Linked DNA regions of Homo sapiens: region 2 is linked to region 1. A link is a loop called in an ENCODE intact Hi-C map of the cell type or tissue named here. Cell type or tissue: gastrocnemius medialis. All regions are shown on one strand.

Region 1 (5,000 bases):
ATTCTTGACAGTCCATTTATATTTATTGAAAAGACTCAGTTTATTAATGTGTGCAGCTAGTGCCGGTCCCTTCTTTCATTACATTCATCTGTCTCTCCAATAAAGATATACCTTGTTTTCATTTCTTATGGCCACAGTGACAAAAGTACCACTAACTGGGTGGCTTCAACAGCAGTTTATTCTCTCATAGTTCTGGAATCTGGAAGTCCAAGATCAAGATGTCAGCAGGGTTGGTTTCCTCTGAGGGTGGGAGACACCGTGCCAGGCCTCTTCTCTTTCGTCTGGAAGTCTCAGCTGTTTTTTGCCTTGTAGATGGGGTTCTCTGTATCTTCACATTGTCTTCACTCCACATATATTTGTCTCTATGTCCACATTTCCCCTCTTTATGAGGACACCAGTCATATTGGATCAGGGCCCACTCTAATGACCTCACCTTAACCTGATTTTCTGCAAAGACCCTATTTCCAAGAAAGGTCATATTCCCAGGTATGGGGCAGTGGGGTGGTGGTTAGAACTTCAACATCTTTTTTTCGGAACGGACACAATTCAACCCGTAACATCTCTCAGTGGGAGAACAATGATGGATTTTGTGTTGATTGGTAAAAATCAGCAGTTGGGCTGGTCAGTACTTCATTGAGAAAGACTAGTCTTCTGAAGCCTCACCCCTAACTAACCCCACCCATCATAGCAGATCATTTAATCACTCAATTTCTTTAGAGAGCAGTTGTCTGATAAAATACTATTGTGACCAGATGCACTACGAAAGGGGAAGGATGGTACAGGAGGGGTCCACTTATTCTCTTTAAAACACCAACCTTTGCCTTCTGCTTAAAGGAGAGGAATTCCTTCTCTTTATAACTTTAAGTTATTTAAGTTTTTTAAGGTCAAAATGTATTTTAAAGAAATGTACTTAAACTTGACTAGATATGCTGTGTTCAAAGCCACAATCCCCCATGAGCCGCTAAGAATCTGGAGGTTTCTACCTGTGGAATGCCTGTCCATCTCCTTCAGGGGTCTGCCTAAGTCCTAGCTGCCCTTAGAAGGGGCAGGGCTCTGAATGGGAATTGAGCAGAAGGTCCTTGTCTGTACATACTAGCCCTAGACTAAATTTAAATCCCCAGATCGTGGCTGCAATGTTCTAACAAGGAAGGCCTCACATATCCTGATGGTGCTTGAATGACAGCAACACTCTAGATAGATGCTGGAAAGCACAAAGGTGACTTGCAATGTGATTAAAAGGAAGGTTTTCAATGGAAGGGTTCAATGGAAGGCCAGACCTGAAAACAACAAAACAGGGCTGTTACTAGAATTCCAGAAGTCACCTTTGGAAATTCTAAAGAGAAATGACTGAGGCAAATTAAGAGGGGCTACTGCTCTGTAAACTGGGAATGAAACTTGAGGGTACCAGTGACTCTAAAAGTCCTAAGCCAAAAGTCTATGCAGTTTACATCAACGTTTGGTTCACGTTGTACTGGGGGGCATTTGCCAAGCAAAGTAGGATTTCACAACAGAAGAATTTGCTGTCCCAGAACATGTCTCTTGGGAGCCTGAGTGAGAACACTGGCCTTCCTGAGCCAGGGATTTGTTTAACAACAGTGATTCATAATTTCAACAACCAAAATGAATGTGGAAGCATGATGCGTGAAGACCCTGATTATGAGGGACAATCGTGCTGCCCTGTTCTCCCTGACCCCTCTTCAGGAGAGCCAGCTGTCCAGGGGAAAGGTATCACATCCCCCACATGCCACAAAAGTGCTCCTGCCCAGTGGCAGACCTATGCTCAACTTTCCTTGGGATGATTTTCTCATTAGATTAGAGAAAAGGCAGTTGTCAAAAAGCCATTTCACATCAGCGCTCCAAGAGGCTTTCTGAGTTTGTGCAAAGATTATTTGGGTATTTGAACTACTCTGATATAATGTTTTTGGGGCATTTCTGTTCCTCCATTTTCCCTTTGATAAGGGTGCTAGGTCGTGTTCTCTCTTCTGCTGGAGATGCGATTCCCGTCTGTCCTTATTCTGCCCAGGTGTGGTACGAGATTCTACCCCTATCTACTGGGTTGAACAGAAAATTAAAACGCCCTCTTGAATTCCAAGTGCCTTTTGTGGTTCAGGCTGTAAACACCATCAGCACCATCAGGCTCTCAGCATGAGTTAAATACCTCCAGAACTAATGGCTGTCGCAACTTCCCGCTGCCCCCAGAAAGGGTCATTGCATTTTAACTGCTGTGTCACCCTCCATGGCTGTTTGGGGGGTGCACGATGTAGGAGAAGGAGGCAGACAGCCTTTAAAATCCATCGGAGGTCAATGTATTCCATTATATACACAGTGCTTCACATTCAGTTTTAACCTTTGGTGAAATTTGCAGTGTTGGGATTTTTTATGCTAGAGTGGACGCAGGAAATCACAGGTGCAACTAATTTCAGCTTTGACTTACAATCACTGTGGGCCCCTTGAATTTTTATATGAAATTCTCTCTTTAGCTTGAATGTAACGTGTCAGAAGTCTGTAGCTTGTCTCTGTAATATACATTAATAGGTAATATTGATTTGTGGAAATTAATTACTAGAAAAATAGTTCTCAGCACTTAACTAGTGTTTGGGAAGATTCGAGAGCCCCCTTGTGGCTATAATCTTCCTTAACTGAAAATCAATGAAAAGCTTTTAGCTGGTTTTTTGTTGGATTTTTGTTGATGGGTCTTCCCCTCCCCACCTTTTTCTTTTGGTTGCAGTTGTTTGCTTGCTTTATGTGTATGCTTTGAATTGTTTTTCATTTAGATTAGCTCCAATATAACACGTCATTTCAAGAAAACACACAGAGATAGCAGCAGATGTCAGCAACAGGTGACCTTTTTTTCTGCTTATCACCAAGAGAAATAATCAACACAAAGGGGCATGTTTAGGGAAGTTCACTAAGAAGGGAAATTACAGTTGTGTTATTCTGTTGCTTAAGGGATGCGCCCCCTCCCAACACACCATTTTAATCATGTATTGATTGCACAAATGAAAAAGCCACCTCTTGTAGCCCTAAGCTACATTTACTTTGAAAGTCTTAAAGATTATTTTATCAGATTTACATATAGCCATGAAAAGTGGGATAGTGTCCCCATTTGAGTGTTTTAAAATCTCTAAGAAATGAATGTTGAAAGCTATTACCTCTGGAAGCTTCAATCATGCCTGAAGAAAAATATTTGCAACTTAAGGTCAGTGCTCCACACTTGAATTGATGAAGAGAACACCCAAGGCAAAGTTTAAACAGAACGAATTGATTTTTTTCTGGGAGACTTAAATTATCATGCATATATTTTTCTAAATGTCTGTCGTTGCTTTATTAATTAGGCAGAATTGCAGCTTCGGAGCCACTGCAGCTGAAAGATCCCATTGAATGTCCATGTGCTAAGCTGGGCTTCTGGAAGAAACTCATGCTAATTATCGTCAATAAGTGGATTTTGAAGAGAACCTGATTAGGGCTCTGCATTATTTCCAGCATAATTTGGTTTTCCCTAGATTAGTTTATGGACTGACACTGGCCTCTAGTCACAAATGAGTTACTAGCCCTGCTTGTTGTTCCTAGCATGGAGAAAAATATCGTGGGTGGGAGCTGAAGAACAAAAAGAGAAGCAAAAATGAAAGACAAAAGCCTTGGTGTTTGGGCCTGGATAAAATACATGAAAGTTAAAGATGGTATCTGTTTCCTATTTTGTCTTCAATGCACAGGCGCAATTAGCAAAAATCTTAGTTACAACACTTGGTTGGGAGTGAGAGAGGAGACTAGTGCACAGGTAATGCTAGCCAAGGTGAAGTGTTGAGCAGCAACCACTTTACTCTTTAGAAGCTGTGGAAAATTCCAAGCTCCCACACTATCCTTCTTGGTCTTTTCTTGATATAGAGCTTTTGCAATGTGCAAGTTCCTTTCAGAATATTCATAAAAGTCTACAAGGGTTGTATCAAAAGAACTCCACATCCATATTGAATAAACTCCCACTAGCCAAAAATTGGATAAATTGAGGATCAATAAGGATCATGACTACAGTGTGTTGAAACTTCTTAAGTATATTTAGATTCATGAGCTTATGGGATACTAAAACAAACAAACAGCAATAAAAATCCCCTTTGGGGGAGACTGTAAGAAAGCAACCCACTATTTTGAAAACTAGTAAGTAAAATGAATCAAACATTCATTTGCCTTTCCTATGTGAACTCTACCTCAGGATGCCAAATAGTTGATAAGGGAAAGTTTCTTTTTATAGAGGCATTCCAGCTAATAAATGAAAAAAGAAATGACAGAATAAGACTTTCACCATTTTGCAACCCCCTTCTGGATGAACATCAGTGGCCACTGCCATCAGAAAAAAAGAGACCCCAGACTTTATTTACCTCCAGACTGAAGTCTGGAACACTACCTACTTAGAAATGAGTGTATTATTTAAGAATGATTCTTCCATAATCAAAAAACATACCAGAAGGCATATCCATATTCTGGCATTTCTGGCTCATTCTCCTGGGTCTCCTTTTTCAGTTGATTTCAAAGAAAAAAATGAGCTAATATCAGTGAAACCTCCCAACTTGTAGAATAAAGCGTTAATTTTGTGTTTTCTTTCTAATTCTTAACTATGAGCAAAATAAGACGGTGTTGGGTAGTCAATTGATGACTCAGCACCTTAAGGTCAGGCCACGCAGTGTACCATTATATCATAAGCACCTCGCATAGTGTTTCTCATGAGACACAGAACCAACACGTGTATTTAAACAAGCAAACTAAATGAGCACAGGAGTTGAAGTAAGAAAAAAAGAAGTCCCAGCTCTACTACTTTTTACTTGTTGACCTTAAGAAAATCCTTGTATATGGCCAGGCACAGTGGTTCACACCTGTAACCCCAGCACTTTGGGAGGCTGAGGTCGGTGGATCACCTGAGGTCAGGAGTTTGAGACCAGTCTGTCACATGGTGACAGACCAGTCAGTCACATGGTGAAACCCCCATCTCTACTAAAAATACAAAAATT
Region 2 (5,000 bases), 590 kb before region 1:
CTATTATTCAAATTATTGGTCAAGGAAAAGTAGCAGTGATGCTGGGAAGTTGCTGTGTGATCCCTACCCTTCTGTCATTTTCAATTATTTATTGTTTCATTGCCTGTGGGGTATTCCCAGCTATAGAATTCAAGCTAGGGATTCTGATTGTCTTAAATAGTGTAGTGTTCAGGCCTTGAGAACAATGCTCATGGTAGCTTCCAATAAATATTTTTTGAGTGAATGTGATCTGATTCTAATTAACTGCAGTGGGATGGGGAGGAGGTAGGATTTGGGGGAACAGTTAGATGCAGGTGAGTGCTCTAAAGTCCATTCAACAGGACTTTAGTCTACTGACCAAACAGTAGAGGTCAGATACAGTACAGATATCAAGGAGTGATGGGGTAAACTGGTGATCCCTAGAGTCTAGCAAGCTAGGAGCTGGCTGCAAAAATCTCATATATCAGAAGGAACAAGGCTATTGACACATAACCCCTGGAATTCTAGATAGTTGGAGAGTTTATTAGCAGGTTGTATGATGTAAGCAACATAGAAGATCCTATGTACTGGAGTACTGGGATATAAAATAAGACATAGCCTTACATTAGGTCATTTGTCACTTTAGCATGGATGACTGAAAAATATTATATCTTCTATTTGAAATGGAAAAAAATCAATCAACCTTAGTTGTAATAAATGTTCTTTTAAGATGGTGAATTAACTGTTATTTTAAATTTTATAATAGATTTTAGATGGCTGAACTATAAACTGTAGCATGTTGATTTAAAAAGTGTTCCAATTTTGAAATACAGATGATGAAATTGACAGTGTGATTAGATAAAATCAAAGATATTTTTCCTTGGGCAACTGTAAAACATCAATCAAATTCTTTATTTAAAACTTCATAAGACAGTCTAGAGATGCTGAAGTAAATATGACTTCCCTCTTGGACACTTTATGATGTAACAGGGAATAAATTGATTTTATTTCTTAACAAGGGACAAACTACATAAGACAAAGAATAAAAAAAAGCCTTGAAATGGGCTTTAGTAATTTCTAGGCCCTGTAAAATGCTGCAGATGTCTGTATTGAAAGGTGATTGCAACATTTCTTGTGGTACAGCATCAACTTCATTTTTCCTGGGCTGAAGATTAATACCACAGGAAATTAAAGAACATAGTAAAGCCCAGAGAAAACTGGAGGCAAAATAGCTGGTGCAAGGTCAATATCCAAGCAACGAGGTAACAAGATCAGCAAATGCTAACAGCAGCTTCTAACTTTCTTTAATGAAAATTGCCCACTGAAATAACACCAGGTAAGTGGGCTTAGTTTTGTTACCTTGTTGCTGGATGATTTCTTCTTAGAGCATTGCTCTTTCTATAGGAGTACTGTATTCAGGCCTATCGCCCTGACAGCTGAATCAGAAATGGAAAAATCAGAAGGAATTTGTTTACAGAGAATTATTGTGTCTGCTAGTGAATTTTAAATAGTTTACACTTAGGACTTCTATGCCTTCTATGCCATTTTTTAGATTTCCATCCTTCTCCACTTGAATATTAATTTCTCATTTATCAGGGAGCATGCTTTAGCTCATAGAGTTTCAAGTTAGGACTCTTTTGTAAGGAGTAGGGATGACTCTTCTTCTAGCCTGTGTATATATATGTTTCAGTGGGGTTTGTGGATATGACCTGGTAAAAGGTGTCAAGTTAGGAGCTTCTGTGGCATTGTTATATCATGGAACTGCAGAATTTATGATGTGCATTTTGATTTGGAAATGGAATATGACTGCATAATATGCCTTAGTATGGATGGATGTGTTTGTGTTTTAAGTGACTCTTACTATTGTTAGCCATGCTTGCTTTGGAATACTTGGTTTCATGAGAGAACAAAATAATTTTTTCCAGTTGAATTTTCAGTATTAGTATGTTAGCTGTGTAATCCAATGAGGACAAGAATGGGAGAAATCATGAGTGACATTGGAGCAGGGAAGCAGAGTGGGACAGGAAGGAGGCATCTTTATTCTGCAATACGAAACATGATAGTTGCCATTTAGCAAATGCCCTGATGATGAGGTGGCCTCATATGTAGAGGCGTGCTTGTTGTGTTGGTCAGCACAGCCCCCAGACTCTGGAACAGGACAGCTTGTTCCAATGCCCTTTGCAATGTGGTTGCCTGCACAGTGGCTTGAACGCCTCACTGACACCATTCAGCTAATTTCAGCTTCGGTGTTGGCAGTGTTGATATACACAGAGCATTTTTCTGATGCCCCAGCCTGGGCCTGAACCCAAGAACCTTCCCTAGCATTGACATTCACGGATGGACCAGAGCAATTGCTTTCAGAATAGAATAGCTGTACTTTGTGGTGATACAAAATAACCCCTTGAATGTCCTTTCTGGAATGGATATGGGGGGGGGGAAGTTTTTGTCGTTTTTTATTTTCAGGTTATTTCTTTATTTGTGTCTAACTTGGGGGATGGTAGAAGAAGAAAGAAGATTGCTTAGATGTTGTAATAACATATATGTCACAATTTTTGGCTATGACTATGTAACTGACCCTGATAGTTGCTAACATAAAAGGTCAACAATGCTTTCCTTGGATATCTAGTTGGGGGACTTCAATCTCCCTCTCTAAGCCATGGGCAGTTTCTTCCAGATGGCAGCTAGTTCTTTATATAATCTAAAGCAAAATATTCCCTTCCCTCCCCTCCCGTCTCAATCTTCCCTTCCCTCTTCTTCCTTTCCCTCCCTTCCCCTTTCCTCCTCTTCTCTCCTCTCCTTTTGCACAGTATAAATTCAGTAAATGTATAAGAGCATGACTCAGCCTAATAGCAACCAGCTGTCCATCCTAGAGGCACACATAGCTCCTTTCCATGTTACCTATGGGTTTTCGAGATGTTCTAATTTCCGAGTCAGGATATCAGCCTCTGTGGTGCTTTCAGTTATCCATTGGTTCTTCAGGCTAATGATTGCAAATGAGACCCCAGAGCCCCATCACTGTTAACAGTGCTGGTTTGGATAGAGAAGAGTAAAGTCTCAAGGCCTATACCAAATTCTAACTTGAGAAATTTGAGATGAGCTGTTTGTCACTTTTTTTTTTAAGTGTCTCTCCGTCTGCTAGGCTGGGGTGCAGTGGTGCCATCACCAATTCATGGCAGCCTCGACCTCCTGGGCTCAAGTGAACCTCCTACCTCAGCCTGCAGAGTAGCTGGGACCATAGGCATGCCCCACCATGCCTGGCTAATTTTTTAATTTAAGACAGGATCTCACTATGTTGCTCAGGCTGATCTTGAACTCCTAGGCTCAGTGATCCTCCTGCCTTGGCCTCCCAAAGTGCTAGGATTATAGGCGTGAGCCATCACAGCCGATCTGTATGTCACCTTTTAGAAATTAACAAAACAACCTTGCTTATATATGTTCACAGTATTATGTTCTAGGCAGAATATAAATTGTCTTGTTTTAGGATAAAAGGAGACAGAGTTAGAATTAGGCAGTGCTTGGTCATCGAAGGTTACAGAGCCACCTAATTGTTTCATGATGCTGTAGACCAGTGATCCTTCTACAGGATTCTTCTGGTAAGAATCTCACATTCTCTAAAAATGAATGTCTGCTTTACCATCCATTACTTTGATTTCTTTTAGGCCATTCTTAAATAAATTGGGCAGACTTTTATGTTTGTTTAAGTGGAGCGTGTTTGCATTGTTACTGGGAGTGTGTTTAATTTTTCCAAAGGGTAATTGAACTATTCTGAAGTTGAATGCATGGTTTGTGCACCACAATATATTAGCTTGTAAGTTGGCAATTGAGAGAGTCCCTAAGAATGAAACATTTCCTTCAAGCATCGTAAGTATTTTGGGAGCTTAAAATGTGAATTTTGATCAGAGACATTTTTTGTAGATGGTAGACTTAATTGGTCACACCTGACAGGTTTACCCATATGCGAAGTCATTTGAGAAGTAAATGTGCATCACATCAAGTTTGGCCTAATTAAATTATCTGGGGTAAATAAGTATGTGGAAATGCTATGCCATTACTATAAGTCACCTACACTAGGAGGTGTAAACAATTAGCTATATGGGGTTTATTCCTTTTGGAAGTCTTTTAATGAACTACCAAATAATTTCCAAAGTCCACAAGTTAGGAAACATCAGACTTTAATATTTTAAGTATTGTTTTTTTCCCCAAAGGGGAACATTTTTACTGGGCATAATCATCTTACTTTGGAATATTTTCCTCACTGCATAGTTAGGATTATTTTAGATAATCATGTTGAATATGCAGCTCTTTATTTTATTGATGGAGGAGGTAGTACTAGAAAAGGGAAGCAATAGATCTAAGTGTTCTTGTACATCCATCCCACCTTGCATCAGTCTATGATAGAACATTTTATTTTAATAACTTTACTTTTCTATTTTAATAAATGATACATTTACAAATGGATTCTGGGTTTTTTATTCTGTGTTATTTATCTGGCAATTCTATTTACCCAGATTTTTTGGTTTTCATGTCTATATTTTCTGTTTGTGACCAACTAAAATTGATGAAAGTTAAGTATCTCAAGATTTAAGAAAGAATCGAAACTAAATTTCAACTGGGTAAAAAAGGGGGAATGTAAAAGAGTGAATAGAAGTATAGAGAAGTAGCTTATAAGCATGCCACCATTTATATGGAGAGTCCTGGGATAGTAGTATTAGGAAATTTGGTTTATGGTCTTGCCAATGACTCACTGATCTTAGTTAAGTGCGTTTTGTTGGGTCTCTGGGCTTCTGTTGCCCTCAGTGGTGGTGGGAATAATCAGGTTTCAGTGAAGACACAACCTCAAGTGTCACTTTAATGTAGACTGATTGGTTTTGGAGAGGGTCTGCCCTCTCAAAAACATATTTGATATACTAATTTAAATAATTTAGAACACTTAAAAACAACCAACCAATAGATTTATGTACATTTCAAAGAGGAAATACCTTGAAGATTTTTATGATTAAGATAAAGAAATTGGCCAGACGCAGGGGCTCATGCCTGTAATC

What was found. Peaks named below come from ENCODE experiments on the same cell type or tissue, not always from the same donor. Only the 100,000 strongest peaks of a DNase experiment are listed, where the experiment ranks them.
Region 2: a loop joins it to region 1, with 7 times the contacts of the local background. A loop is called at or near these places in 2 of 110 quality-filtered maps.

Annotation. Positions count from the first base shown.
Region 1 is chr13:96,814,929-96,819,928 of GRCh38, forward strand. All of the region lies in intron 1 of HS6ST3 (heparan sulfate 6-O-sulfotransferase 3), which reads left to right. Among named protein-coding and RNA genes, the nearest start is that of LINC00359, 170 kb to the right of the region's middle. RefSeq lists an enhancer at 1,873-2,630. In gastrocnemius medialis, a CTCF peak has its summit at 2,623 (motif pointing left); a DNase peak (open chromatin) is centred at 1,533; H3K27ac peaks cover 1,572 bases.
Region 2 is chr13:96,221,269-96,226,268 of GRCh38, forward strand. The region is part of intron 1 of HS6ST3 (heparan sulfate 6-O-sulfotransferase 3); the gene reads left to right. Among named protein-coding and RNA genes, the nearest start is that of HS6ST3, 130 kb to the left of the region's middle. In gastrocnemius medialis, no CTCF peak of the experiment used is centred here; a DNase peak (open chromatin) is centred at 2,113; H3K27ac peaks cover 2,471 bases.